2 separate regions of the Homo sapiens genome follow, and region 1 is linked to region 2. Evidence: read pairs that join two places in POLR2A ChIA-PET (ENCODE). Cell type or tissue: Panc1. All regions are shown on one strand. Each heading gives the region's core, and the rest is flanking DNA. Links, peaks and the distances in the headings are about the cores only. Region 1 overlaps RBM47 (RNA binding motif protein 47). Region 2 has its middle 17 kb from the start of RHOH.

What was found. Peaks named below come from ENCODE experiments on the same cell type or tissue, not always from the same donor. Only the 100,000 strongest peaks of a DNase experiment are listed, where the experiment ranks them.
Region 1: POLR2A ChIA-PET joins it to region 2 with 6 read pairs; 4 of 35 experiments call an interaction of 5 or more read pairs at or near these places.

What each region holds. Positions count from the first base shown.
Region 1 is chr4:40,533,155-40,550,393 of GRCh38, forward strand. RBM47 (RNA binding motif protein 47) reads right to left here. Exons shown (of 7, transcript NM_001098634.2): 2 at 11,268-11,352. Among named protein-coding and RNA genes, the nearest start is that of MIR4802, 40 kb to the left of the region's middle. In Panc1, for the core only: no CTCF peak of the experiment used is centred there; no DNase peak of the experiment used is centred there.
Region 2 is chr4:40,172,675-40,187,011 of GRCh38, forward strand. It overlaps a transcript of N4BP2 not described here. Among named protein-coding and RNA genes, the nearest start is that of RHOH, 17 kb to the right of the region's middle. RefSeq lists an enhancer at 13,142-13,211. In Panc1, for the core only: no CTCF peak of the experiment used is centred there; no DNase peak of the experiment used is centred there; H3K27ac peaks cover 918 bases.

The sequences.
Region 1 (17,239 bases), core at 6,799-9,298, 360 kb after region 2:
CAGATGCAGTGGCTTACACCTGCAATCCCAGCACTCTGGGAGACCAAGGTAGGCGGTTCACCTGAAGTCAGGAGTTCAAGACCAGCCTGGCCAACATGGTGAAACCCCATCTCTACTAAAAATACAAAAATTAGCTGGGTGTGGTGGTGCATGCCTGTAGTCTCAGCTACTTGGGAGGCTGAGGCAGGAGAGTCACTTGAACTCGGGAGGCAGAAGTTGCAGTGAGCTGAGACCGCACCACTGCACTCCAGCCTGGGAAACAGAGCAAGACTCTGTCTCAAAAGAAAAAAAAAAAAAAAGAAGAAGGGAAAAAAAAGCTCTCAGGTAGGAAAGAGCAATACAAAGACATTCATCAGGCCAATAAGCAAAAGTTTACACCAGAGGTTATCTATACATTTTTAAAAAATACTGATTCCTGGGCTCCCCTTCAGACCAATTAAATCAGAGTCTCAGTAAGTGTTGTCTGTGAATTGATTTGTCTTATTTTGTTTTATTTTTTGAGACTGGATCTCAGTCTGTCACCCAGGCTAGAGTGCAGTGGCAAAAACATGGCTCACTATAGCCTCGACTTCCCGGGCTCAAATGATCCTTGCATCCTAGACCCTTGCCACTCCCTCTCCCCAGTAGCTGGGACTACAGGTGCGTGCCACCATGCCTGGTTAATTCTTTTTTTTTTTTGAGATGGAGTTTTACTATTATTGCCCAGGCTGGAGTGCAATGGTGTGATCTCAGCTCACCACAACCTCTGCCTTCCAGGTTAAAGCGATTCTCCTGCCTCAGCCTCCCGAGTGGCTGGGATTACAGGCATGCACCACCACGCCCGGCTAATTCTGTATTTTTAGTAGAGATGTGGTTTCCCCGTGTTGGTCAGGCTGGTCTCAAACTCCCAACCTCAGGTGATCCACATGCCTCGGCCTCCCCAAAGTGCTGGGATTACAGGCATGAGCCACCATGCCTGGCGCCTGGCTAATATTTTTTAATTTATTTTTTTTTTAGAGATGGGGTCTCACTATGTTGCCCAGGCTGGTCTTGAACTCGTGGGCTGAAGTGATTCTTCCACCTCAGCCACCCACAGTGCTGGGATTACAGGCCTGAGCCACCATGCCTAGCCTGGTAATTTTTTAAAATTCACAACATGATTGAAACTTGAAACACAAGAAGATGCCCTGGAGAAAAAACAGTTCAAGGGACAGCAGAGCAGCTGGGATCCACACTGTGCCCTTAGCCACCTGGGTTAAGGGTTACAGCAAGTTCCTTAGTGATGTGGGAGCTAGAGGCCAAAATAGAACCCACCAATACATTTTATAATTGCATATTACACTCCGTATAGCTAAAATTCAGGGTGTAGATTCCATGATTTTCAATGCATCCTTTGGTCATTTTCACTGAACTGTGAGTTAGCGAACTCCTGGGGACCTGGTCAGAATGTCGATGGACATACCTTTTTCTGAGAATCCCTTGGCCCTCTAAGGAGCTGGTAGTTAAAAAATGCAAACTCGGCCGGGTGCGGTGGCTCACGCCTGTAATCCCAGCACTTTGGGAGGCCGAGGCAGGCGGATCACGAGGTCAGCAGATAAAGACCATCCTGGCTAACACGGTGAAACCCCATCTCTACTAAAAATACAAAAAAATTAGCCAGGCATGGTGGCGGGCGCCTGTAGTCTCAGCTACTCTGGAGGCTGAGGCAGGAGAATGGCGTGAACCCGGGAGGCGGAGCTTGCAGTGAGCCGAGATCGTGCCAGTGCACTCCAGCCTGGGCGATGGAGCAAGACTCCGTCTCAGAAAAAAAAAAAAAAAAAAATGCAAACTCGCCTCAGACTGACGTAGGTATGTGAGCCAGCTCTGCCATGCATGAACTGTATGACCTTGTGTGAGTTCCCTGTTGTCTTTTAAGTCTGTTTTCTTATTGACAAAATAGGAATCCTAGCCCCTTCTTTAGAGATTATGGAAGAGATCAAATGAGGCTATACAAGTAAAACTGATAATACAAGTAAAAGACTTCCTTATGCCTGGCATATAGTGAACCCTCAGTAAATGTAAATCATCATTATTTTCTTAAGACCTCTAGGGTTCCTTACAACTCCAATATTTTAAGATTCCAAGAATCACTGATTACACAGGTATAGATGAACAAAAATCAGTGGGTACTGACATGCCTAGACTGAAAGGCCTGGTTTGTGTTCAGCACCTTTTCATACCAGCCTGGTATGGTATTTCTTTTTTTTTTTTTTTTTTTGAGACGGAGCCTTGCTCTGTCACCCAGGCTGGAGTGCAGTGGCACATACCAGCTCACTGCAACCTCCGCCTCCCGGGTTCAAGCGATTCTCCTGCCTCAGCCTCCTGAGTAGCCGGGATTACAGGTGCCCACCACCACGTCTGGCTAATTTTTGTATTTTTTTTTTTCGTTTTTGTTTTTGTATTTTTCAGACGGAGTCTAGCCCTGTCGCCCAGGCTGGAGTGCAGTGGCGAGATCTCGGCTCACTGCAACCTCCACCTCCCGGGGCAAGCGATTCTCCTGCCTCAGTCTACCGAGTAGCTGGGATTACCAGCGCCTGCCACCACCCCCAGCTACTTTTTGTATTTTGAGTAGAGACTGGGTTTCACCATGTTGACCAGGTTGGTCTTGAACTCCTGACCTTATGATCCGCCCACCTTGACCTCTCAAAGTGCTGGGATTACAGGCATGAGCCACCACACCTGGCCTCGTATATATTTTTTTTCCCCCTCATAGAGATGGGGTTTCACCATGTTGGCCAGGCTGGTCTCAAACTCCTGACCTCAGGTGATCCACCCGCCTTGGCCTCCCAGAGTGCTGGGATTACAGGCGTGAGCCACTGCGCCCAGCCTCTGGTATGGTATTTCAATGCCCACTTCATTCTTTGCTTGAGGTGTCACTTGTATTTTGCTGACCTTGTTCTTAGTTTCAAATAACTCATTTATTTTGCAGACATAGAAATTTTGTCATTCTTTATGAAAGCAATGCGGCTGTTCTACTGCTACTTCTTGGCAGGCAACACCTGCATAGAAACCAATGAGCATGGCTGAAGTGAATGTCAGACATTCTATTTCTGTCTGCCCACGGTGCAGCAACCACTGACACACTTGGGGCAACCTGCTTTACCCAAAGTGCAGCCCGGGATGAGGCCCCACCTCAGCAGAACTTTGATGCATGTCTAATGACTGGCTTGGAGACCTTGTTCTTGGAAACTACAGGGCTGACATTTAAGTATCACCCATGAAATTTGCCTCAAGGTTCAACGCTGACATTAGCTACCAATTTCGGCTTCATAACCTTGGAGTATTCTCTTTGCTTTCTAGAGCATTAAATACCATCCTACAAAGCATAAAGCCATTATTGACCTGTTATTCTGCCAAAAGACACATACACTTTGTTGATGCCCACAATTTTCTTTTTCTTCCTCTATGGTAGGTCCAGACCTCTTCCGTTTAGGTAGACAGGCCTCCTTTTGTAGGTAATTGTCTGCTTCCCTGCCATGTTATTGGTTGAGTCATGGCTCATATCCACCTCTCTGCCTTTGCAGTTTTTGGTGTGTGTGTGTGTGTTTTTGTTTTTTTTTTATTGTTGTTGTTGACAGAGTCTCGCTCTGTCATCCAGGCTAGAAAGCAGTGGCATGATCTCAGCTCACTATAACTTCTGCCTCCCAGGTTCAAGCAATTCTCCTGCCTCAGCCTCCTTAGTAGCTGGGATTACAGACAGCTGCCACCACGCCAGGCTAAGTTTTTGTATTTTTAGTAGAGATGAGGGGTTTCACCATGTTGGCCAGGCTGGTCTCAAACTCCTGATCTCAAATGATCTGCGCCCAGCCTGCCTTTTCAGTTTTGAAAATAGGTTATCTTGTTTGGCAAATAGCAAGACATCAAAGAGCACACAGACAAAGTAACTAACCACTAGATCTATGAAACTTTTGCCCACATGAATGAACTAATTTTATTTTATGTTATTTATTTATTTTTGAGACAGGGTCTCACTCTGTTGCCCAGGCTGGAGTGCAGTGGCATAATCATGGCTCACTGCAGCCTTGACCTCATAGGCTCAAGCAATCGTCCCACCTCAGCCTCACAAGTAGCTGGGGCTACAGGGATGCACCACCATGCCCAGCTATTTTTTTTTTCTTAAGACAGCATCTCTCTCTGTCTCCAAGACTGGAGTGTGGTGCCTCCATCTCAGCTCACTGCAGCCTTGACTGAGCCTCCGGGTCAGGAGATCCTCCTGAGTAGCTGGGACTACAGGTGCAAGCCACCACACCTGGCTAATTTTTGTAGAGATAGGGTTTCACCATTGCCCAGGCTGGTCTTGAACCCCTGGGTTCAAGCAATCTGCCTGCCTCAGCCTCCCAAAGTGCTGGGATTCCAGGCGTGAGCCACCATACCTGGCCTAATTTTTAAATTTTTTTGTAGAGACACGATCTCACTGTGTTGCCCAGGCTGATGAACTGATTTTAAAAGGGCAAATCATTAAGTTTGGAATTAGCCTTAAACTCACTGCTCTTACACTCTACCAAAAACCATTTTTCCAAATATCTGTTTGGGTCCAGAAAGCAGATCTCAGCAACATCTTAGCTTTTACAGGAAGGCTTTGTGATGAAGTCACTGGTTGTCTGTATTCACCATGGGCTAAATGTAAATTCGGCGCAATTACTCTGACAAGTCTTTTTTTTCCTTCTTTTTTTTTTTTTAGATGCGATGTCACTGTTTTGCCCAGACTAGAGTGCAGTGGCACAATCATAAATCACAGCTCACTGCAGCCTTGAACTCCTGGACTCAAGTGGTCCTCATGCCTCAGCCTCCCAAGTAGCTAGGACTACAGGCGTGTGCGTGTGCCACCATGCCCAGCTACATCAAGTCTTGGAAAGTTCTTCAGTCTGCATCATAGTGGTAATTATACATTTATGTTTATAAACAGCAAAGGACTTCAGGGTTACTTTTGCATAAGTTTTCAATACCAGCAGGCTCCATACCTAAATTAACACTGACGTCAAATTTGATCAGAGATCAGGCAGAAGGAAAGAAAAGGGAGAGGTCCAGACAAGAGGGTAGTGAATATACTCCCTGGCAAATCTGGATACAGATGAGAAAAGGGATCCAGTAACTTCTACTGCATTTTCAAATATACCATTACATATGTGAGGTAGGATGCTCTTTTATTGGTATTGTTTTTTTTTTTTTTTTTGAGACAGAGTCTTGCTCTGTCGCCAGGCTGGAGTACAATGGCACGATCTCAGCTCACTGCAACCTCCGCCTCCCGGGTTCAAGCGATTCTCCTGTCCCAGCCTCCCAAGTAGCTGGGACTAGAGGCGCACGTCACCACGGCCAGCTAATTTTTGTATTTTTAGTAGAAACAGGGTTTCACTACGTTGGCCAGGATGGTCTCGATCTTTTGACCTTGTGATCTGCCCGCCTTGGCCTCCCAAAGTGCTGGGATTATAGGTGTAAGCCATGGCGCCCAGGCTTTTTTGTTTTTTGTTTGTTTGTTTGTTTTGAGACGGAGTCTTGCTCTGTTGTCCAGGCTGGAGTGGAGTGGCACAATCTTGGTTCACTGCAGCCTCTGCCTCCTGGGTTCAAGTGATTCTCCTGCCTCAGCCCAAGTAGCTGACATTACAGATGTGCACCACAACACCCAGCTAATTTTTTTGTATTTTTAATAGAGACAGGGTTTCACCATGTTGGCCAGTCAGTTTCGAACTCCTGACCTCAAAAGATCTGCCTGCCTTGGCCTCCCAAAGTGCTGAGATTACAGATGTGAGCCACTGTGCCCAGCCATGTTTCTTATTAACTAAATGTTTAAATGCTCATTCTTAAACTCTGCTGGGGCCAGGATAGTGGTCTGATTTATCTTTGTATCCCTCACACACTTGTTCCAGTATCTTTTATATGATGGTCCTATGTAGATTTAATTTAAATCAAATTAAATTATAGGCCACTTTCCCCTTCTTTGTAGTAAAAAGCTACATTGTACAAAATAAACAGTACCAAGTAATGTGTAATGGAAAAAAAAATCTCTTCCATTTTCAAGTGAAGAAGCAGAAAACTCGTTTTTAGAAGCTGCCTTTTGGGATTGCCTTGAGCAGCCTGGGGTCATTTTGTGACAGTTCCCTACCAGTGGTTGGCCAAGGAAAAGTCAATGTGTTTTAGCTCAGTTGTTTGACCTTTGGGTGTATTTGCTCTTTAGTAAGCATCCCTCATATGGACCACATGAGTTTTACCTGAAGTCTTAACTGGGTTAGAGTCTGCCTTTTTGAAACAACATGATGAGGAGGCCATTTTCCAAAAGGTGTATCTTCTAAGCCAGGCACGGTGACTCGTGCCTGTAATCCCAGCACTTTGGGAGGCCGAGGCAGGTGGATCACCTGAGGTCAGGAGATCGAGACCAGCCTGGCCAACATGGTGAAACACGTCTCTACTAAAAATACAAAAATTAGCCGAGCGTGGTGGCAGGTGCCTATAATCCCAGCTACTCGGGAGGCTGAGGCAGGAGAATCACTTGAACCTGAGAGGCAGAGGTTGCAGTCAACCGAGATTGTGCCACTGCACTCCAGCCTGGGCGACAGAGCAAGACTCTGTCTCAAAAAAAAAAAAAAAAAAAAAAAAAAAAAAGATATATCTTCTAGTAATTATTAGGTTATTAGGATAGGGATTTTAGGAAAATCTATTTCTAAGAGATCTGTGACTTCACTAAATGAGCTACAATTCCAAAATATGAAGAGCCATTTACCAAAGAAACAATGTCTTCACCAGGCCACGTTTTCCTCCTTTTCAAATGCAACTTGCATTTTCAACTTGTGAGTTAAATAATATCTACCTCTTAATTTATTAACTTACTTGGAATGAAAATCTAGGCTATGATTAGTAGGAAAGGGTAAGGACTCCAAATGTTTTACTATTTTTATTTTACTTAAAGTTCCCATCAGGAGCCCTGTGGTATTTCCTCCTCTAATCTTTCCTACAGATCGCCACCATCTAACTTCAGGTGCCATGTTGATCAAGGAAAATATGCTTGCTGTGGCTTGAGAAAAATCAAGGCCCCAATCTAAACACTTTACATGGTATGTCTCAAAACATCACTATGTACCTCATGAGTATGTACAATTATCATTTGTCAATGAAATAAAATAAAATTTAAAAAAGAAATTAACCAAAAGAGAATATAAGAAGGATGTTAAAATTCTTTGTTAAAAATAAACAGGCTGGGCACAGTGGCTCACCCCTGTAATCCCAGCACTTTGGGAGGCCGAGGTGGGAGGATCACCTGAGGTCAGGAGTTCAAGACCAGCCTGACCAACATGGAGAAACCCCATCTCTACTAAAAATACAAAATTAGCCAGGCATGGTGGCGCATGCCTGTAATCCCAGCTACTCAAGAGGCTGAGGCAGGAGAATTGCTTGAAGCCAGGAGGCGGAGGTTGCAGTGAGTCAAGATCACGCCATTGACTCCAGCCTAGGTAACAGGAGTGAAACTCTGTCTCAAAAAAAAAAAAAAATAATAATAATAATAATAATAATAATAAATGGGGAATAATGGGGAAAAAACCCTACTATTTTTTTCCTTATAGAACTATATAGGTTTTTTTCTCCTTCAGTTGGGTTTTTTAATTTATATATTTTATTTATTTATTTATTTATTTGGTTTTTTTAATCAGCTAACTTTAAGATTCATTATTTACATTTTGCCAGGAATTTTTCCATATAACCTAAATGTCAAGCTTATTGATATAAATCATATATAATATCCTCATTCTATTCTTTGTATTGTGAAATAAGCTCTATATAAGGTCATAAAACAAATAAACATCTCAAAGAAAGTCAGGAAATGACCTGGACTTTTTTTGAATCAAGCCAGGCACAGTGGGTCACACTTGCAATCCCAGCACTACGGGAGGCTACGACAAGCGGATCGCTTGAGCCCAGGAGTTCAAGACCAGCCTGGGAAACATGGCGAGACCTCATCTCTATAAAAAATTAAAAATTAGCTGGGCCCAGCTACTCACGAGGCTGAGGAGGGAGAATTGCTTGAGCCCAGGAGTTCGAGGCTGCAGTGAGCCCTGATTGCACCACTGCATTCCAGCCTAGGTGACCGAGCAAGATTCTCTCAAAAAAAAAAAAAAAAAATCGCATCAAATTTACTCATAACTAAGAAATCAGCAAGCTTGAGAAGGCCAGTTCCATGGAATTAGGGTTCCTTTTGTGTATACATGAACATGTGTAAATTTCTGCATCCGTCAGTTCAGTAACTGGCCAAAGGGCGCCAGCTCAGCAGTACTCTTGATAGAAAATGTCAACACTGCTGGGTGTGGTGGCTCACGCCTGTAATCCCAGCACTTTGGGCGGCAGAGGTGGGTGGATTCCCTGAGGTCAGGAGTTCGAGACCAGCCTGGCCAACATGGTGAAAACCCCATCTTTACTAAAAATACAACAAATTAGCCGGTGTGGTGGCGCATGCCTATAATCCCAGCTAGTCGGGAGGCTGAGGCACGAGAATTGTTTGAACCCGGGAGGCGGAGGTTGCAATGAGCCGAGATGGCACCACTGCACTCCAACTTGGGCAACAAGAGCAAAACTCTGTCTCAAAAAAAAAAAGAAAAAGAAAAAGAAAATGTCAACACAGAGCACTAAGGTTTGAAACCTGAGAATCTCACACGTTCAAAGCACAAGTAGAGTCAAGTAGCTGGTTCAAGTAGCTGCCTCTGTTCATTCTATTTAAAGCATTATTTTTTAAATCCTGCCCTTGGTGGGAGAATCGTACACATACATTGACTATGTCGATGATCACCTTTCCTGGATGCCATCAAGGATGCAGAGACAAAGAAATGTGGACACATTGTCTGTGAAAACCACCTCTTACTAGAAGCTGATTACCTTCCTTGGGGAGGTAGGTGAGGTAAATTAAGAACATAGATTTGGGGAGAATTCAAAGGATTAGCAGGGGAGCAATACTTGGGCTCTAACTCTAGGGAATAATGCTGATACACAAGGTAAGATTTCTGTCTGAACCACAAAAACAAAAAAATCTGATCATCAGTCTGAAATCAATCTCTTTAAGAGGTTTTAAAGATTCTTCCAGAAATTTGACTAAGTTTTCATTTTACAAGAGACACCTGTTCTCTGAAGCCTCTCCCTCTCCCTTTCCCTTTCCCCCCATAGCTCATGCTATTCCTTGACCCCAACACTCTCTCCATACTGGGCCCCTGCAAAGGCTGTTTAATGTAGCCACTGCCGCCTGTCTCCAATCCCCCTCTGCCTATCCTCCAGGTCTCAGTTAGAATGCCATTCAAACTCCAAGCAACCTTCCCAATAGTCACCTCCTGACTCAGATTATGTTAGGTCCTCTTGTTTTTATTTATTTATTTTTTCGAGATAGGGTCTTGCTCTGTTGCCCTGGCTAGACTGCAGTGATGCAATCTTGGCTCACTGTAGCCTCAACCTCCCAGGCCTAAGCAATTCTCTCACTGCAGCCTCCCAAGTAGCTGGGACTATGGGTGCGTGCCAGCATACCCAGCTAATTTTTTATTTTCCAGTAGAGAATGGGATGACAATTTTTAAATTTTTGTAGAGACAGGTCTCATTATGTTGCCCAGGTTGGTCTTGAACTCCTGAGCTCAAGTGATCCTCTCACCCTGGCCTCCCTATGTGCTGGGATTGCAGGCGTGAGCCACTCTGGCTAGCTTAGGTTTTCTTGTTTTAGACTCTTAACTCCTTACAGTTCTTCATCAGCCCACTCATTACTCTGTTAATGTATTATTTAATATCTTCTGTGACTACTAAAGTAGCCCTGTGGGGACAGCAATCCTTTCTGTCCTAATTACTTCTTAATTATGCTACATCTAGCACAGAGCCTAGCACAGAGCCTGGCACATAGCAGGTGCTCAAAAAATGTTTGTTAATGGATTTACTTGTATCCCTACAGATCATGTACTATCACCTATAGGGTCTCATAACATGGAGGTTTTGCAAATGTTAAAGTCTGTCTCAATCAGGCAAATGTGGCTTAGGGAATCATGCCCATTCTGTGGCATTAACTCTCAAGATGCTATTTTTCTGCACATTTAACATGAACATGGATTTGGACTCTGCTTTCACGGATAAATGAACGAGTCACTCTGGGACATAGCATGGAGTGTTTTCATTGCAAACTCCTACCCGCTGATTGCAGGAGGGGAACCTTGGATAAGTGTCTGATTCTGGGATCTTATGTCTGGAAGGCTGCTTCATTATCTCACATGGGCTGTTCTGAGTGCCAGCGCCCACTATTTACAAGGTCCTTGGGGTGCTCATCTCAAGACTATCATATGAAGTCACCAAAAAAAAAAGTTTTTCTTTCAGTATTAGAAAACTAAATTCTGGCTGGGTGTGGTGGCTCATGCCTATAATCCCAGCACTTTGGGAGGCTGAGGTGGGCAGATCACTTGAGGTCAGGAGTTTGAGACCAGCCTGGCCAACATGGTGAAACCCCATCTCGACTAAAAATACAATAATTAGCCAGGTGTGATGGTGCGTGCCTGTAGTCAGTCCCAGCTACTCGGGAGGCTGAGGCAGGAGAATCACATAAACCCAGGAGCAGAGGTTGCAGTGAGCCGAGATCGTGCCACTGCACTCCAGCCTGGGTGATAATGTGACTTCATTTCAAAAACAAAAACAAAAAAGGAAACCTAAATTCTTTCTTTGGTAAGCACAGACTTCTTACTAATCATCTACTCATCAGACTATGCATTTCTTACCCTTAAAAATTCAACCCTCTAAAAAGAAAAAAAAAAAAAAAACATTTGTATTGTGTGAAAAATAGAAGGTAGGGAATACTTAATGCTGGTCATTTGGGGATTATCAGAGAAATGCTGTATTTCACCAGACCTGTTTGCATAAGGTGCACCGAATTTCAGACATGTTAAATTGTATGTGTGAAGGGCGGGGGATGCATTCTAGTTGATGATATGCAGTAATGCTACAGGAAGAACCCACCACCAGACATTTTCATGAAATCAGTATTAAAAGAGTTTCACTGAAATCATTCAAATACACCTCTGTCATTCTTTTTGGCTGTGGGAGTCCTCTGAGGACATTTGTGCTTACAAACATACAGGGCACTCTGGCCTAGTAAATTAAACAAACACAACAACAATACGTTTGTAAAAACAAAAACAAAGGGGGGTGGCAAGGATTAGCATTTTGATGTCGCTATGTGATGTTCACCCACTTTTCTCCCCCGCCACCGGGTTATGTGCATTTGAGTCATGGTGAAGATGATGCCAACTTACCAAACCTCCTCAGTGAGCCAAGGATTGCTGATCTCTGCTGGGTGACCTGACGCAGAGTCTCTTTCCAAGGCCTCCGTTACCTGAGCTGTGAAATGAAAAAAATAACACTACTGACCCAAAGGCTGGTATTGAGAAGTCCAAAGTTAGTGATCACTAAATGGAACTGGGAGAGCGGGTGAGAAGAAGGAACATGGTGTTTTGCTATTATCACAGGCCGTTGTGTGTGCCTGGAACTACAAGGGAAGCTACATAACCAGGCAATATAGGAAATCTCCACTGGTCACATCATTTTGCCAGCTCTGCAAGACTATTCCGTTTCATATTAATTAAAAGACACTCAAGGAAAGAAAATCTTACTATGACAAAGAGAGAAAGGAGAGCCTCATGCCTGTAATCACAGCACTTTGGAAGGCCGAGGCAGGAGCATCACTTTAAGCCCAGGAATTTGAGACCAACCTGGGCAATATAGTGAGAGCCTATCTCTACAAAAAAATTTAAAATTAGCTGGGCGCCCATGGTCCCAGCTTGTTGGAGGAGCTGAGGCGAGAGGATCACTTGAGCCTAGGAGTTCTGAGGCTGCAGTGAGCTATGATCGTGCACTCCAGCCTGGAAAACAGAGTGAGATCCTTTTTTTTTTTTTTTTTTTTTCAGACGGAGTCTCGCTCTGTCACCCAGGCTGGAGTGCAGTGGCGAGACCTCAGCTCACTGCAACCTCCGTCTCCCAGGTTCAAGCAATTCTCCTGCCTCAGCCTCCCAAGTAGCTGGGATTACAGGCATGCCCCACCATGCCCAGCTAATGTTTTGTATTTTTAGTAGAGACGGGGTTTCACCATGTTGGTCAGGCTGGTCTCGAACTCCTGACCTCATGATCTGCCCGCCTCAGCCTCCCAAAGTGCTGGGATTACAGGCGTGAGCCACGGCGCCCGGCCTGAGATCCTGTCTTTAAAAGAGAGAGAGAGAGGCCAGGCGCAGTGGCTCACACCTGTAATCCCAGCACTTTGGGAGCCCGAGGCAGGTGGATCACCTGAGGTCAGGAGTTCAAGACCAGCCTGACCAATATGGTGAAACCCCATCTCTACTAAAAATACAAAAATTAACCAGGCGTGGTGGTGGGCACCTGTAGTCCCAGCTACTCAGGAGGCTGACACAGGAGAACTGCTTGAACTCGGGAGGCGGAGGTTGCAGTGAGCCAAGATCACGCGATTGCTCTCCAGTCTGGGCAACAAGAGCAAGGCTCCTTCTCAAAAATAAATAAATAAATAAATAAATAAATAAATAAATAAAAGAGAAAGAGAGGGAGAGAAGAGGAAATGTATAAAAAGTGGACTAACAGGGAGGGGAAGCTCACAGGTTTGACCAGGTGCTCGAAACTCCACTCTACTGCTTGCTAGCTGGTTGATCTTGGGCATTTTACTCAGCCTCTCTGAACCTCTGAGTTTTTCTCATCTAATATGGGCCTAATAGTACCCATTTGTTGGAGACATTGTGACAAGAGATATGAAGCCTTTGGGGCCTAGCACACAGAGAAAATGTTCAATGAAGGGCGGCTATGATTATTATGTTCATTTAAAATTCTTTCTGCAGAGGCACATTAAATTCAAAATCATTTAAATCACTATGAGTTGTGTTAGTTTTAAATGTTCCTTCACCTTGGAAGCCCTCTACAGCTGGCTTTTCTGCCTATACACAAATAATATTCTCTAACAATTCAGTTTCATATTTTTAAGTAAATACTTTTTTTTTTTCCAGATGGAGTTTCCCTCTTGTCACCCAGGCTGGAGTGCAGTGGCATGATCTCAGCTCACTGCAACCTCCGCCTCCCGGGTTCAAGTGATTCTCCCACCTTAGCCTCCCAAGTAGCTGGGATTACAGGCATGCACCACCACTCCGGGCTAATTTTGTATTTGTAGTAGAGATGGGGTTTCACCATGTTGGTCAGGCTGGTCTTGAACTCCTGACCTCATGTGATCCACCCGCCTCAGCCTCCCAAAGTGCTGGGATTACAGCAAGTAAATACTTTTGATTAGCTAGGTTCAGTGTAGAAGATTTTATTATACTACTGTTCCACCAAGAATAAATAAAGCTGTGACAAATGTCTCATTCCTGCGATCCCCTCCAAGAAAGACTACAACGTACCTCTTGGATAAGAAAATACTGGGCTATGCTAACTCCTGCAGTCCAGCTCAGTAATCATTTGTTCCAAAGTTCTTCCCAATGCAATGGCCAAATTAACTAAGGTTGAGCTTCTGATTAACATACAGTGCTGGAAGGAACTTTGACCCACAGAAACCTGGCATTTGACTTGCTTCGGTGAGTCCAACCTGTGTCACGAGTGCCTGTTTCAAGGGTAATAAAGGACCTGGCTGTTTGCTTACAGCAAATGGAGGTGGTGCCATGTCATTATACAGCTTTTACCTCTCCTGTCCACCTAACCCTTGGCAAATAAAGTCTGCAGCCCACACATCAGTTTTTGGAGTGATAGAATGAAAAAGGGTATGGATTTCCAAACTGAAAAGCACCTAAGTTCTACCTGGCATTCTGACTAAATGTTAGCTGCTTAAGAAACATGAATATGGTACCAAGATCAAAGGGACCAGAGTAGAGATCAGGTGTTTGAGCAGGTGCATATTATAACCATCCAAATTGTGCCTCAGTGAACAAACTGCTCTCTCTGCTAGCTCCTGGGTTCCCTTTTAGTGACATGTTATAAAACAGGAATCAGATGCAAGGAACAGACCACAGTACTAGAGAGTTCATGTCTCTTCCTGTTCTAGGATATACAGTGCCCCTCCCTGCCCTGCCAAATTCATAAATTCAAGGTCTAACCCCTAGTATCTCACAATGTGACTATATTTGGAGACAGGGTCTTTAAATGGGTAATTAAGATTAAATGAGGTCACGGGGATGGGCCCTAATGCAATATAACCAGTGTCTTCATAAGAAGAGGAAATTCAGACACAGACAACACAGACCGAGGGATGACTGTGTGAGGGCACAGTGAGTGGGCAGCCATCTGCAAGCCAGGCAGAAAAGCCTCCAGGTAAACAAACCCTGCTGTCACCTTGATCTTGGACTTCCAGCCTCCACAACCATGAGAAAATAAATGTCTGCTGTTAAAGCCACTTGGTCCATGGTATTTTGTTATGGCAGCCTAAACAAAGAAATACACTGCCCCTCCCCACATCCCCCAACCTCATCTCCCAGGACCAGATGAGTCGCAGATGAGTAAGGAGGTCAAGGGCATGATAATCAGAGTGGATTAACTGTGCAATTAAACAGTGGTAAACAGGAGAGCACATGCTCTATCCAAAGGTATCAAATTCAAAAAACTTAAAATACTATGAGGCCATACAAAAGACGGCTATGGCTTGATGATGCCCTTCAGGTTGCAATTCCTGAGCTAAACCATTACAGTATGATATTTAAAAACACCCATTATTAATGCTTTCAACAAATATGAAATGAATGCCTCCTACAGGCCAGGCCCTATGCCAGGCAATGGCAATAGCAGTGGTGAATATGTTCTCTGCCTTTGTGGTATTACAGTGTGGATAGTGAGTCCAGGTGCTGAGCTGGGCTAGAAATGTCAAGTTGAGAAGACAAAGTCATTGCCCTCCAGGAGGGTACAGATTAGTGGAGCACAGAGTTGGGACGAGACCATTATAAAACAACGTGACACCAGCTCTAATCCACAAGGGGCCCTGGAAGCTGGGAAGAAGATGATCCCATGTCTGTGTCAATCAGGGAACATGTGAGCCAAGTCCTGAAGGATGAATAACAGTTTACCCGGCAGACACATCTGAAAGACAAGAGGGCATTTTCCAGACAGAACAGTCAGTTCCTGGTGCAGGGACATAAGAGCGTACAGGATCTCTGGAGAACGACAATGAGCTGAGCACAGCCAGGGTGAAGACGGGCAGGGGAGAGCAACAGGACGTGCCGCTGCCAAGGCAAGGAACCAGGAGCCCACATTTGATTGCCGAGGGAGCCATCGGAGAATTTTAATCAGGAAGGTGACATCACCAGAACTGCATGTTAGAAGGATCACTCTGACCACAATGCAGAGGAGGGCTAAAGGCAGGGCGACCTGTCTGGAGACAAAGAAGGCAGGAAATAGGGAAACAGACATAGGGATGCTTGCCGGTCAAGGTCAGTCATCATGGCGTTCAGCTGCAGCCACGGGTGACACTGCCCAAGGGCATTATGTAGGGAAAGAGAAGCCCTGGCTTTTAAATCTGAGTACATATTACTTTTTTTTTTTTGAGACAGAGTTTTGCTCTTGTCACCCAGGCTGTAGTGCAATGGCACCATCTCGGCTCACTGCAACCTCTGCCTCCTGGATTCAAGGGATTCTCCTGCCTCAGCCTCCCAAGTAGCTGGGATTACAGGCACATGCCACCATGCCAGTTAATTATTGTATTTTTAGCCGAGACAGGGTTTCACCATGTGGGCCATACTGGTCTTAAACTCCTGAGCTCAAGTGATCCGCCCAACTTGGCCTCCCAAAGTGCTGGGATTACAGGCATGAGCCACTGTGCCTGGCCTGGGTACATATTATTATGATCAATGAGAAAATGAGTTTCTTAAGAAACTTTTAATTTCACTTATCCTCATCAGGAAACTAACCTTACTCATTCTTTTTATCAATCAAAAGCCACACATGACTGTACCTCAGTTTCTTTTTTTTTGGGGGGGGGGACACAGAGCCTTGCTCTGTTGCCCAGACTAGAGTGCAGTGGCATAATCTGCAACCTCCGCCCCCTGGGTTCAAGCGATTCTCCTGCCTCAGCCTCCCGAATAGCTGGAACTACAGGCACGCACCACCGTGCCCAGCTAATTTTTGTATTTTTAGTAGAGACAGGGTTTCACCATGTTAGCCAGGCTGGTCTCAAACTTCTGACCTCAAGTGATCCACCTGCCTCTGCCTCCCAAAGTGCTGGGATTACAGGCGTGAGCCACCACGCCCAGCCAGTACCTCAGTCTCCCTCTTATTTTCCTCAGTCTGTAAGTAAGGATAATAATAGCACTTCCCTTAGAGGGAGGATTCCTTAAGTTAAATAATACGAGTACATAGGTGCAATAAATGTTTTTTTTGTTTGTTCGTTTTTTTTTTTTTTTTGAGATGAAGTCTCGCTCTGTGGCCCAGGCTGGAGTACAGTGGCATGATCTCGGCTCACTGCAACCTACGCCTCCCGGGTTCAAGCAATTCTCCTGCCTCAGCCTCCCAAGTAGCTGGGATTACAGGTGTGTGGCACCATGCCCAGCTAATTTTTTTTTGAGACGGAGTCTCACTCTGTCGCCCAGGCTAGAGTGCAGTGGCGCAATCTCAGCTCACTGCAACTTCCGCCTCCCGGGTTCAAGCAATTCTCCTGCCTCAACCTCCCAAGCAGCTGGTATTACAGGCGTGTGCCACCACGCCTGGCTAATTTTTGTATTTTTAGTAGAGACAGGGTTTCACCATGTTGGTCTCGAACTCCTGACCTTGTGATCCACCCGCCTCGGCCTCCCAAAGTGCTGGGATTACAGGTGTGAGCCACCGTGCGCAGTAATAAATGTTAAATACAGCAGAAATAAATATTAAAGAACAAATGGGAAATTAATGATTGTTCAGTTAATGACAGTTCTCCCTCTCCATGAATATTAGCCAGAGGATAACCACCACCACAGCCACAAAGGGTCAAACCCAACAGAGCTGTCTTGGAACGAAGCTGGGTTTGATTTCCTTGCATCTCTCCCGAATTCTCACATGGTCTCCTACACAAGACCATAAATTTTGTGCATGATCATTACTTTAAAGTTATAAAATGCTTTGTGTCAGGTAAAATGTTCTCAACGATTAAAGATTAAAGGGGATGTGGGGCCTTCGAGGGGAGACTGACTGCAGAGGGGCATGAGAAAACTTTCCAGAGATGTTAGTTCCTACATCTTGATTGGGGTAGTGGTTTCACAGCTGGATACATGTGTTAAAAGTC
Region 2 (14,337 bases), core at 7,224-9,723:
GAGATGATAAATTTCTCTGAAGCCACCCATTCTGTGGCACTTTGCTACTGTAGCCCTAGCAAACTAATACAGTGAGGTTGGATCAGTTCAACTCAGCAGTGTGTTTGAATCTGTGAATGACCATTTCACTGCAATCTTCCCAACAATGTGTTTTATAATATCTTAAAATCTCCAAATCTTCAGCACATGCCTGGCTAAAGTAATATTACTGTTTGTTAAATAAACAAAGGAATGGTTACATTGAATCTACGAACTTTTTTGCTTTTTTTTTGCAAAAGCACCACCCAGTATTCCCTGTAAGTATCTTTGAAATTATGTCCAGTTGACACCGCCTTGCTGTTGACAGTTTGCTCCCCTAACTTCCCCTGCCATTGTCCCCATCCCTCTACCCCCAGCCCAGAATAAAAAAGGATCTTTGTGGTCATCTAACTCTACTATCACCATCAGTAGAGGACATCTCTTGCGCATCAGGCCAACTTCCCCTTGAACCCCTTGTCCCCTTAGAGGGGCTAGTTTAGGAAACCTCTGTTCTCCCACCTCAGCAAATTGCTCAGATCCTGGGTATGGACAAATTGGCCACCCAAAATTGCAAAAGGTAGCTGATTACCCTAAATGCAGGAACTCCCTGGAAAGCACCCCATGATCACAAATAGTTTTTGCTTGAATGTAGTTGGATGAAGATGAGAATGTGATCCCTGGCAAGTTAGATGCTGTGGGAATACAACCCCTGTCCTCAAGGATTTACACAATAGCAGGAAAGAAAATAGGATACTCATTGCTATACTAGGAGGCAGCATTTGTAGTACACACTACGTGAGAGGTATGAGGGAACAGAGGAAGAAGTTCATTTTGACTGGGGCAGCCAAGTAAGGCTCATGATGATGAACATCAGATGGAGGTGAAGGGAAATACGCTCTGTGCAAGGTTAACAGTGTATTCCCAAACACACCCTTCCTTGTAAAGTGAGCCTGAAAACAGGCTGACAGTCAGTGGATATACACCAGTGCAAGTGGACCAGTTAGTCACAGTCAAAGTCAAACTGTGTTCTCACTGCAGAGAGCCTGGGCCGAACTCTTGTTAAATATTTTGCATATCACCTCTATTGGCAAACCAGTATTTCCTTTTCTCTGCGTTATCACTTTCTCTTTCCTCTCTCTGCTCCCCTGTCCTCTCCTTTTACCTCCCTTTTCTTTTCTCATTTCTTTTTTTCTTTTTCCTGAACTGATGGCAAGAAATAGAAAGTACGGATTTGAAGTTTTACTCATAAACTTTTCTGGGCTTATTTCTAATTATAAAAGTAATAATGCTTGTGAGAAAAAAACACTAAAACTACAAAAAAAGGTATAAAGCAGAAGAAATTTGAAGTCTTTATTAATCTCATTGAAAACAAACAACTGGATAGCTATTGTCAAAAAGACGAGAGGCTGGGTACAGTGGCTCATGCCTAATTCCAGCACTTTGGGAGGCTGAGGCGGGAGGATTGCTTGAGTCTAGGAGTTCGAGACCAGCCTGGGCAAAATAGCAAGACACTGTCTCTACAAAAAATAAAAAAATTAACCCGATGTGGTAGTGCATGCCTGTAGTCCCAGCTGCTTGGGAGGCTGAGGCAGGAGAATCACTTGAGCCTAGGAGATGGAGGCTGCAGTGAGCCGTGATCATTTAAAGAAATTAAAAATAGAATTACTAGATGAGCCAGCAATCCCTCTTCTAGGCATATACCCAAAGAAAATGAAATTACCACCTCATGAAGATATCTGGACTCCATGTTCATTGCAGCATTACTTACAGTAGCCAGGATGTGGAAACAACCTAAGTGTGTGTTGAAGAATGGATTAAAAAAACTGCTGGCCAGGTGCGGTGGCTCACGCCTGTAATCCCAGTACTTTGGGAGGCTGAGGTGGGTGGATCATTTGAGGTCAGGAGTTTGAGACCAGCCTGGCCAACATGGTGAAACCCTGTCTCTACTAAAAATGCAAAAATTAGGCGGTGTAGTGGTGCGCACCTGTCATCCCAGTTACTCGGGAGGCTGGGGCAAGAGAATCGCTTGAGCCTGGGAGGCAGGGGTTGCAGTGAGCCGAGATCGCGCCACTGCACTCCAGTCTGGGCGACAGAGTGAGATGCTGTCACAAAACAAACAAAACTGTGCTTAGTGTTCACAGCAGTTTGGGAGGAAAAAAAGAAAAACTGTGCTATAGATAGACTCTGGGATATTATTCAGCCTAAAAAAAAAAAAAAGGAGATCCTGCCATTTGCTGCCACGTGGGAACCTGAAGGACATTATGTTAAGTAAAATAAGCCAGTCACAGAAAGAAAAGTACTGCTTGGTCTCACTTGCATGTAAAATTTTGTTTTGTTTTGTTTTTTCAAAGACAGTCTCATTCTGTTGCCCAAACTGGAGTGCAGTGGCACAATGAGAACTCACTGCAGCCTAGAATTCCTGGCCTCAAGCAATCCTCCTGCCTCAGCCTCCCTAGTAGCTGGGACTATAGGTGCATGCCACTGTGCCTGGCTAAGTTTGTTTTTTTTATGGTAAAGACAGGGTCTCGGTGTGTTACCCATGTTACCCAGGCAGGTTTGGAACTCCTGGCCATATGTGCGTCAGCTTCCCAAAGTGCTAGGATTATAGGCATGAGCCACCAAGCCTGGTATATATGTGAAATATAGAAAAAAAAAAAAAAAAGCCAAATATACAAAGACAATAAAATAGTGATTACCTGGGGCAGGGTGGGAGGTAGGAAGTAGGGAGATAGAGGATGGGGGGATACAAAGTAGCAGACACCTGGGATGAACCAGTCTGGAGATCTGATGCAAAACATGAGAACTGTAGGTAATAATAATGTATTGTATTCAAAAGAAAAACAACTGGCGGGTCACTGAGGCTCATGCCTGTAATCCCAGCACTTCGGGAGGCCGAGGTGGGCGGCTCTTCTGAGACCAGCCTGGGCAACAAGGCAAAGCCCTGTTTCTACCAAAAAATACAAAAAGTAGCAGGGCGTGGTGGCGGGCGCCTGTGGTCCCAGCCACTCGGGAGGCTGAGGCAGGAAAATCGCTCTCAAACTCAGGTAACGGAGGTTGCAGTGAGCCGAGATTGCGCCCCTGCACTCCAGCCTGAGCAACAGAGACTCGTCTCAAGAAAAAAAAAAAAAAAAAAAAGGCCTGTATTCCCAGCACTTTGGGAGGCCGAGGTGGGTGGATCACGAGGTCAGGAGATCGAGACCATCTTGGCTAACACGGTGAAACCCCGTCTCTACTAAGAATACAAAAAATTAGCCGGGCGCGGTGGCGGGCGCCTGTAGTCCCAGCTACTTGGGAGGCTGAGCCAGGAGAATGGCGTGAACCCGGGAGGCAGAGATTGCAGTGAGTTGAGATCGGGCCACTGCAATCCAGCCTGGGCGACAGAGCGAGACTCCGTCTCAAAAAAAAAAAAAAAAAGAGAAAGAAAAAAAACAAATTTTGATGATTTTCCTATCCAGCCTCTCTGCTGTGTATATAAACATTTAAATAGTTGTGATCATATTTTATAAATATGTATCTTTGCAATGATGAAAAATGATTTTTCATCTTGCAATGATTTTGCAAGATAAAAAAGTTAAACCATCTTTTCTGAGGTTCTAAAAAGAAATAGTTACAAACATATAATAATAACATAATTTATTTTCCTGTTGTTGGACATTCATGCTGATCAAAATCTTCACTAAGAATATGAACATCTATCCTTATTTTTGTTTCCAAAAGTAGATTCTTAGATTAATTTTTGTCCCTTATATCTCCCTTTCTTTGATTAGATCATTGTTCATCATACAAGGAGTGGAGAGTGTATAGTTTTGACAAAAGTACTCCCGAGGTGATTCTGATAAGCATGCCTCCCTCTCCCCCAACTCCAGTTAAGAAATGTAGGATTAAGGCACTGAAGTCACTCTGTGGCGACTGGGAGAAAACACGAGAACAGTAACCGTAACAAATGCCTGAATAATTGTGATACTCTTTTCTCACTGAGTTAATTATTCAAGCTCCCTGTGCTAGAATTCACAGTCAAAGCAGATGTCCCTGAGACAGCCATGTGGGAGAGGGTCCCTGAAGAAACTCCACCCAACCTGCCCACTGAGGTGGAGCCTCGGGAAGTTCATGCTGTTTGCAGCAGGGAGGAACCTGGCCCCTCCTCTTCCTGGGTAGAACCTGGGATTCAAACTGCGTGCGGGAAGCGCTCTAGCAGGAGACTCTGGCCTTTCGGGGGATCCCTGTTTTCCCCCGCTTTTTTCCCTTTTCACCCAATAAAATCCTTTTCTCATCCTTTAAACCGTCTGCAAGCCTACATTTTCGTGGCTGTGGGACGGATAAGAACCCCCTCTTTGGCGGAATTAAGGAAGAGTCCTGCAACATCAACCAAGAGTATTTTTGCAGCAGACAGCAGTGGAAAGCTAGCCTGCTTCTCTGTCTTCCAGAACTTTCCTCCAATGACCAACCTGGAGGGGGTCGTGCCTAGCTAAAGCTCAACTCTGAACACAGAATTCACACAGTATTTCATGTTTCTATTGATTATGAAAGGAAACAGATAACTAGGTTCTTTGGGAGATAACAGGTGATCTGGTACCATGCAGAGGGAAGGAAGGGAGGGAAAGGGAATTTGTAGTTGTTTTGCTTTTTAAATACTTCTTCCTGGGCCCGGCACGGTGGTTCACGCCTGTAATACCAGCACTTTGGGAGGCCGAAGCAGGTGGATCACCTGAGGTCAGGAGTTCGAGATTAGCTTGGCCAACATGGTGAAACCCCGTTTCTACTAAAAATACAAAAATTAGCTGCGCATGGTGGCAGGTGCCTGTAATCCCAGCTACTCTGGAGGCTGAGGCAGGAGAATTGCTTAAACCCCGGAGGCAGAGATTGCAGTGAGCTGAGATCAAGCCACTGTACTCCAGCCTGGGTGACAGAGCAAGACTCTGTCTCAAAAAATAAAATAAATAAGAAGAAAAAAAATAAAGACTTCTACCTCAACTAGAGCACAGACTCCGTGTGAGGATATCTGATTTTCAGTATCAAATGCTCTCATTTTCTAGTGTCAGATCCCTCATTTGTAGAGTGTAAGGCTTTGGCTCTCTTTACGGCTGCTCCCAGCTCTAATGTTCTTCCATCTTCTCTGCAGTCATCTCACATGCAGGGCTCTTTAGGGGACAGCAACTTTATTTTCACAAATCTTACATAGCCCAGGTGCCTGCATGGGTTCACTCTGTCCTTTGAATAAAATAGTCTCAAATAAATGCTTTTGTTATGAAATGAGAGCAACAGAAAACAGAAAGATGAGGCATTTAACTTAAGCAACCAGAAAAAAACAAAAACAAAAAAACAGTAAGTAGAAAGTAAGGTGCCTGTAATCCTAGCTACTCAGGAGGCTGAGGCAGGAGAATCGCTTGAACCCAGGAGGCGGAGGTTGCAGTGAGCCGAGATCATGCCACTGCACTCCAGCCTGGGTGACAGAGCGAGACTGGGTCCAACAAACAAACAAACAAAGAACCCAACAAAACAAAACAAAACAGGAGGATGAATTCTTTGCTCAGAAATGTGTACAATCTAAAAACAATCTTTACCTTTCTCTCAACTGTCAGTGTCAACACAAATGGGATAGAATCAGAAATGAATAAATTGGAAAATAATGATAAAGCAAGAGTTAGCAAGTAAAATCAAAAGTTGTTCCTTTAAGATATATAAATGTTGTAGGAAAACCTCCGGCAAGACTACTCCCCCGCCCCGCCACCAAAACAAAAAAAAAAAGAAAAGAAAAACCTTCATCTTTAGGCACAAGAAAGGTACTCACAGATATGAAAGAGATTGAAGAATTGTAACTAGTGGTACTTGGGCAGCATGTACCTTTCTGGTAGATTTCAATGATTATTAACGTGGGCATACTTTATCATTGTAAAAAACAATCACCACTCTTGGTCTTCCAGCTACCATGCTTAACAAGGACAATATCCAGCTCTCTAGATAACGAAATAAGTTGCCCAGGACAAAACAAAGTTTTGGAAAGGTTTGAACAGACTCCGTCTGCACAGTTTCCTTGAGACATGCGAAATGTGTAGGGAACGAACTTCCTTTCAATATGAGCACACATTTGCCTTCCATGGGATAAGACATGCTTAGTGCAGCTGCTGTCGGAGAGCTCTGTCAGGGCAAGACTCACAGTTGAAACTCCCTGCCTCAAGTTCTTGTATTTGCTTAAACCTGGCTGAGTTTTTGCAGCTGGTACTTCTATTTGATTTGCAGTGTGACACTGCCCTTCTCATTTTCTGTCTTTGTGGTTGCCGATTTTTCATTTTTATTGATAGCAGCAGGTGGCAGAAAGCATAAGACCATTATAAGGAATGGATGTATTTGTGGAGCATTTATTTATGGGTCCTAGTAGATATTAAAACGTTTTGGAGGCTGGGCGCAGCAGCTCATGCCTGTAATCCCAGCAGTTTGGGAGGCCGAGGCGGGCAGATCACAAGGTCAGGAGATCGAGACCATCCTGGCTAACATGGTGAAACCCTGACTCTACTAAAAGTACAAAAAAATTTAGCTGGGTGTGGTGGCTGACGCCTGTAGTCCCAGCTACTTGGGAGGCTGAGGCAGGAGAATGGCATGAACCCGGGAGGCAGAGCTTGCAGTGAGCCAAGATCGAGCCACTGCACTCCAGCCTGGGCGACAGAGTGAGACTCCATCTCAACAAACAAACAAACAAACAAACGAAAAACATTTTGGAAAACTACCATTGAGTCACAGCAAAACTAATAGTAGCTAATGTTTATTGAAATCTTCTGTGTTGCAAGAGGGTGCTAAGCAGTTGGTATGTACTAATTCATTTAATCCTCACAACAGCCATAAGAGGTGTAGAGGCTATTATTATCCCCATTTAACAGTTGAGGAAACTGAGGCACATGGAAATTAAATAATTTTCCTGAGGTTACACAGCATAATCAAGATTTAAACTTGGGCAGGTTGGTGCCAGAGACTGTGCTCTTAACCATTATATTATTGCAATGTAATTTTGAAAGAATGATAAATCATGAATTATAGGAAAATATTGTTTACATTTTAGAGTGGTAAAGCCTTTCTTTTTTTTTTTTTTTTTTTTTTGAGACGGAGTTTCACTCTTGTTGCCCAGGCTGGAGTGCAGTGGAGTGATCTTGGCTCACGACAACCTCCACCTCCTGGGTTCAAGCCATTCTCCTGCCTCTGCCTCCCGAGTAGCTGGAATTACAGGCATGCGCCACCACGCCCGGCTACTTTTGTATTTTTAGTAGAGACAGGGTTTCTCCATGTTGGTCAGGCTGGTCTTGAACTCCTGACCTCAGGTGATCCGCCCACCTCGGCCTCCCAAACTGCTGGGATTACAGGCATGAGCCACCGCGCCTGGCCTAGAGTGGTAAAATCTTTCTAAGCAATTGCTAAACTTAAAAACTTGGGCATGGCAAAAGACACCATAAATAAAATAAAGACAAATGACTGAGAGATAATGTCTGTAACATATAAACAGATTATTGATATCTTTCATATACAAACAACTTTTCTAAACTGATATAACAATATTCAATAGAAAAAAATGGGCACAAGATATAAATATGCCATTTTAGAGGAGAAATACAAATGACCAGTAAATATGTGAAAAGATGTTGAATCTCAATAATAATTAATCAGCAAGACACCACTTTTCAACTAGAAAACTAAAAAAATTTCTGATAAAATCTAAAAAGATTTCTAACATCTGGTGTTGTGATAATGCAGGCAGATAGTTAGTCACTCTCATACATCACTGGTGGACTTCCCTGGAGTGGATTTGGCAATATCTACTACAATAAAAAAAAAATCTACTCTGAAACCTGCAAAGTCACTTCCTGTCATTATTCCACAGGAATACTTAATTACTCATGCACAATTCATTCATGTACAATCAATTCAGTTCACAATTACAAAACGTGTTACATCATTTTGTACAAGTATAGCACTGTTGGTAATAGCAAAAAAGTGAAATACATCAAGATGGGCTAGTTAAATTAATTATGGTACTTCCATACAATGGACTATTATGTTGCTATTAAAGGGTGAGGTTAATCTATTTTCCAGACTTCTTGTCCTTGCTATATTGATTGGTGAAAACAAAACAAAAATAAGTTGTAAAACAATATGTCTACCATGACCTTATCCTGGTATAAAGAAAAACTGTAGGCCAGGCACGGTGGCTCACACCTGTAATCCCAGCACTTTGGGAGGCTGAGGCGGGTGGATCATGAGGTCGGGAGTCCGAGACCAGCCTGACCAAGATGGTGAAACCTCATCTCTACTAAAAATACAAAAATTAGCCGGGCATGGTGGCATGTGCCTGTAGTCCCAGCTACTCGGGAGGCTGAGACAGGAGAATTGCTTGAACCTGGGAGGCAGAGGTTGCAGTAATCTGAGACCTCGCCATTGCACTCCAGCCTGGGTGACAGAGCGAGAGTCTGTCTCAAAAAAGAAAAAAATATATATACATTGGCCAAATCTTTGCCCTTGTTCTCTCCCCTAAAATAGTCATTGGTGGCTCTAGCCTGTCACCATATTGCTAACCCACTGTCTCTTCTTGTCTCTGTTTTCTTTTTCAAGCAAGCTTGAAACTTCCCCAACTTTCTGTTCGTTTCTTCCGGATAGCAATTCAGTGCTACTGTTGTCATCCCTTCTTCTCAAAACATTTTCGATACTAGCTCATCTTGTAGATTAACATATCAATTAGGATTAGATTAAATTGTATGTGACAGAAAACCCCCAAGCAATGGTGGGCTGTGCAAGATAGAAGTTGGTTTTTCCCTACTGTGCAAATGAAACTGAGAGGTAGGTGCTCCAAGGCTGGTATGGCAGCAATGTCATCTTCAGGGACTTGGCTTTCTTCTCTCTTGTTCCTCCGAGCTCAACTCGCGGCTTTCATTTCACAGTTCAAGGTGGCTGCTCAAACTTAAGTAAGCACTTAAGAAGGAAAGGACAAAGAAGTCCGGGTGCGGTGGCTCACGCCTGTTAGTCCCAGCACTTTGGGAGGCTAAGGCAGGCAGATCACCTGAGGTCAGGAGTTCAAGACCAGCCTGGCCAACATGGTGAAACCCCGTCTCTACTAAAAAATACAAAAATTAGCCGAGCATGGTGGCACACACCGGTAGTCCCAACTACTATGGAGGCTGAGGCATGACAATTGCTTGAACCCAGGTGGCGGAGGTTGCAGTGAGCTGAGATCATGCTACTGCACTCCAGCCTGTGCAACAGAGCAAGACTCTGTCTCCAAAAAAGAGAAAGGACAAAGAAGAGAGTACTTCTTCCCATTAAAGACATTCCTGGGATTGCCTGGAGGTTGCTTACACCCCATTACCCAGGACTTAGCCACATGACTACATTCAGCTGAAAAGAAGATTGGGAAAAATAACCTTTATTATTGGCTACAGTGCTCAGTTGAAAATTATGTTCTGTTGCTAAGGAAACGGATTTTGGGGGATAGTCAGCAGTCTCTAACACAACTAACAGTGTTTTACCTTGCATACAGTAAAGGCTTTTCAGGCTGATACAAGAACATGCGCAGAGACAGGAAAAGGTGTTCATGTGCTTCGAACAGGACATGGGTGAAAGATCAGGCTAGAAAGAGAGGCAGATGCCACGTTAGGAAAGGCTTTGAGGGTCAGGCTGAGAAGTTTCCTTTTGTCCTGTAGGCAGTAGGGAGCCAAATAGATCCTTGTATTTGGTATAAATCCTTCCAGGGATGTAAGCTAATTGCTTGTCTGAGTTCATTTTATTTATTTATTTATTTTGAGACAGGGTCTCACTTTGTCACCCAGGCTGGAGTGCAGTGGCGGGAACACAGCTCACTGCAGTCTCCACCTCCCAGGCTCAAGCGATCCTCCCACCTCAGTGCCCAAGAAGCTGAGACTACAGGTGCACGCCACCATGCCGGGCTAAAATTTTTTTTTTGTAGAGACGAGGTTTCGCCATGTTGCCCAGGCTGGTCCATTTAATATATATATACATATGTATAGAGAGACAGAGTCTTGTTCTGTTGCCCAGACTGGAGTGCAGTGGCTGGATCTCAGCTCAATGGAACCTCTGCCTCCCAGGTTCAAGCGATTCTCCTGTCTCAGCCTCCCAAGTAGCTGGGATTACAGGCACCTGTCACCACGCCCAGCTAATGTTTGCATTTTTAGTAGAGACGGGGTTTCACCATGTTGGCCAGGCTGGTCTTGAACTTCTGACCTCAGGTGATCTGCCCACCTCAGCCTCCCAATGTGCTGGGATTACAGACATGAGCCACCATGCGTGGCCCCATTTAATATTTTTTAATATAAAAATTGTGTAAGTTCCAACATTTAGAAAATAGAGGAATGTATAAAACCAACCATGTTACCCTAAGACAATTCCTGTTAGTGGTTTGGCTTTGCTTCCTCATAGTCTTTGGAAACACTGTTGTAGTCATAATGCACAGATACAATCCCAAGTCCTGTTTCTCTTTTTGCACGTAACCTTGTATCATGAGCATCTCCTTATGTGGTCACATGATCTTCCCAAATACTATTTTCAAATGACCGTGTGTAACATCCCAGTAAGATAATCTACCAATCATTTCTATACAGTATTCTACATTTTTGGCCATTTAGGTTGGGTATTGGCTAAACTACTTTTTACATTTTTTTTTTTTTTTTGAGACGGCGTCTGGCTCTGTCGCCCAGGCTGGAGTGCAGTGGCGCGATCTCTGCTCACTGCAAGCTCCGCCTCCCGGGTTTACGCCATTCTCCTGCCTCAGCCTCCCGAGTAGCTGGGACTACAGGAGCCCGCTACCGTGCCCAGCTAATTTTTTTGTATTTTTAGTAGAGACGGGGTTTCACCATGTTAGCCAGGATGGTCTCGACCTTCTGACCTCGTGATCCGCCCGCCTCGGCCTCCCAAAGTGCCGGGATTACAGGCGTGAGCCACTGCGACCGGCCTACTTTTTACATTTTATAAGAGGTTGGTAGCTTCAACGTCATAAGCTTTTTGTTATTTGTTACTATATCATTAGAAGACAGTCAAGTATTAGAGTAATGAACTGTGGCTTAGGTAAGACATTTATCTCACATAATAAAAAGTAAGAGGTGGTAAGTGAGTCAACAATGCCAGGCTTCTGCTGTGTCTCTCTGCAGTTTTTTGGGTTTCTTTGCTTGTCCTCAGGGCTGCTGCAACCTTCAAGGCATCTAATTCTCCACGGCTACACCCAAAGCATGTAAGGAAGACGGGTGCTCCTGCCCGTGTCTACTTTAACTGGTGAGGAGGACCTCTCCCAGGAGCAAGCAAGACTTTCCCGAACATTTCGTTGATGAGGACTGGGTCACACAGCCACTCATAGCTGCAGGGGAAGCTGAGAAGCAGGAATCAGAAGATTCTTTTTCAGTCTTAGACATCATGATTCACCCCCTGGAACAGAACATTTTGTCCATCTCAAAATAGAGGTTCTTTAGCAAGGAAGAAGACATGACTATCGGGCAGGTAGTCATCTATGTTAAACGTGGGACTTACTGTGGAGACAAAGAAAACCACAAAAATGGTTTTCAGATTAAGTTCTCAGAAGCTTCCCTGTATGGCTGCACGGGCTAGAATGGAGAAACAGGCCCTCAAAATGCAGCACTGGACTTCACATTATTTTTTTTTCTTTACAATGAAACTTCATCTGCCTTTTTTTTTTTAAATAAAAAATTCCCAGCAAAGCAAAAAACTGAAGTGAAACCAAATACATTAGAGAATCACTGAAGAGAATAAACTATATGAGTACAGCTCTTTATTAAAAATAGATTGTAATGTTTATTTTTCTGATTATAGAGTTAATCCTTACTGATCATTAAAAATCTGCAGAGTACAAAAAATTAAAGAAAAAAGTGAAAAAATTATCTCCAATTTTACCATTCAGAGACAGTCACTATTACTATCGGGTCTAATTATTTGTTGCCTTTCAGACGTGAAAAATTTTTTTCATATTAAATTGAGATTTGGGCTGGGCATGGTGGCTCATGCCTGTAATCCCAGCACTTTGGGAGGCCGAGGCAGGTGGATCATCAAAGATCAGGAGTTCGAGACTAGCCTGGCCAACATGGAGAAACCCCATCTCTACTGAAAACACAAAAATTATCTGGGCGTGGTGGCACACATTTGTAATCCCAGCTGCTCGGGAGGCTGAGGCGTAAGAATCGCTTGAACCTGGGAGGCGGAGGTTGCAGTGAGCCGACATTGCGCCACTGCACTCCAGCCTGGGCAACAGAGCAAGACTCTGTCTCAAAAAATAAATAAATAAATAAATAAATAAAATAAAAAATAAATTGGGATTTTACTGTACAGATAGTTTAATTTTATAGCTTACTCTTTGTAATAATAAATCCATGTCCCTTTAAAAATAACAGTTTTTCTCTATTTTTTTCAGGTCTCCCTTCCATTCGACGTGTGCCTCTTGTTGTCCTGTAATGAATTAATTTGAAAAGTAATTTGTCTTCTGTAAGGGGAAATGCTGTAGAAGTAAATTGATTCAGGGAGTCCCCTTACTCATTGGCTGTGTGGCCTTATGTAAGTTGCTTAACCTTTCTGAACTTCACTTTTCTCATTTACAAAGTGAAGATGTTGCTAATAATAGCAATAGTGGTTTTTGCTGTTTTATGGTTTTCTTGTGATAAATGATAATATAAAAGGCTATTGTAAATTGAATTTGAAAGAAAAAAATTTAAAGTTAAAAGAAAACTTAGTAATGTGAATACCCTTTCAAAGTATTTTTAGAAATCTCATTATTGTATATTTAGAAGATTAAAAGACAAGAATTAGAGAACAAAAACAATTTTATTTTCTATTTTGAATAATAAATACTATAGAGATAGGTTTGCTCAAAATTGTAAAGCTTGTTTTGTTTTTGGTAAACATTTGAGAACTTAAACTTATTATTTGGAAAAAAACATTTTAATAGAAATTTTACTTTTTAAAAGGTTTATGTGGTTTTTAAAAAAAGCAAAAAACATTTGTTTATGACTAATCTTGAAATTTTATATGTAATTTAAAATGCCATGTAAGCAGGAAGGTACTCATTTAGGAGAAATTACAAAACTACTTCCTTTTCTTTTAAATGATTAAAAAAATGCACAGCTACAATAATTTAGGTAATAATAATAATAATGAGAACGCAGCAGGCTTAGTTTGAAACCAGACCTTGCAATCCTTGACTGCACTTGTCACAAACATGTTTTCCTCTAATGATCCTCAAGCATTTCCCACTACCTCTTTCTTTTTGAGCACAGACACTGAATTAATTACCCAGAAACCTCACTTTTTTATTTTTGAGTACTCCTTTATCTTCCCATGAGAAGAGAAAGCTACTGAGATTGCCCAGGATGTGTTTCCCAGGTATAATTTCCATTTTAAGGGAAAGTTAAGACAGGCCTTTTAAGAGGTTTGATGCAAAAGCCTCTGGAATCCCTTGTTTTTGGAGTCTGTCTGGAAGTTTGAATTGGCATTGGGTTGGAATCCTCTAAATATGATCCTATGTAAGCTGAGTAATGAGGAAGATGACTTTGCTATGCTTAGCTGTGGTTCAGTGATTCTCCCCTGAGAATCAACTGCTATAAAAATCACTGGTTATTATGTAAAACATTGTGACCGAAGCAGTGACAAGGGTTTATAGAGAAAACTTAGGTAGACTTGCTCAATGAAATTAAGAAAAATAAAAAAGGAACAACAACTTTTCATCTGGTTCATCTAAATGATAGATGCTCATTACAGAACATTTGGGAAATATGTGGCTGGGCAGCATGGCTCATGCCTGAAATACTCACTTGCCCACTGCTCACCTCCTGCTGTGCGGCCCAGTTCCTAACAGGCCACGGGTGGGTACTGGTCTGCAGCCCCAGGACTGGGGACCCCTGACCTAGAGGTTGCCTCTATAAACATTGGCATGTGTGTATACAACAAGTTGAATCCAAATTCGTTTTGTAACCTGCTTTTTTCACTTAACAGTATATTGTGAGCATGTTCCCATGTCATTAAAGATTTTTTGATTTGCAGTGAGCTGATATTGTCTGCTTCCTAGGACTGAGCCACCAGGATCAAAGAAAGGAAATCATTGCCTTCAAGAAGAACATGGTTGACTCGTGCCCATACTTGTCTCTCTTTCATTGAGCCCATGACTATTTTTCCTGATAAGTCATGCCAACTGGTATCAAGTCTCATCTGGATGACATATTTTGTTGTTGTCACTGTTGTTTTTTATCTATGGGCCCAATTGCAATTTATAAATAAGTACTCATTTTCACACAGATATTTTAAGCTGGTTCTTTTCATGATAATTGCATCAGT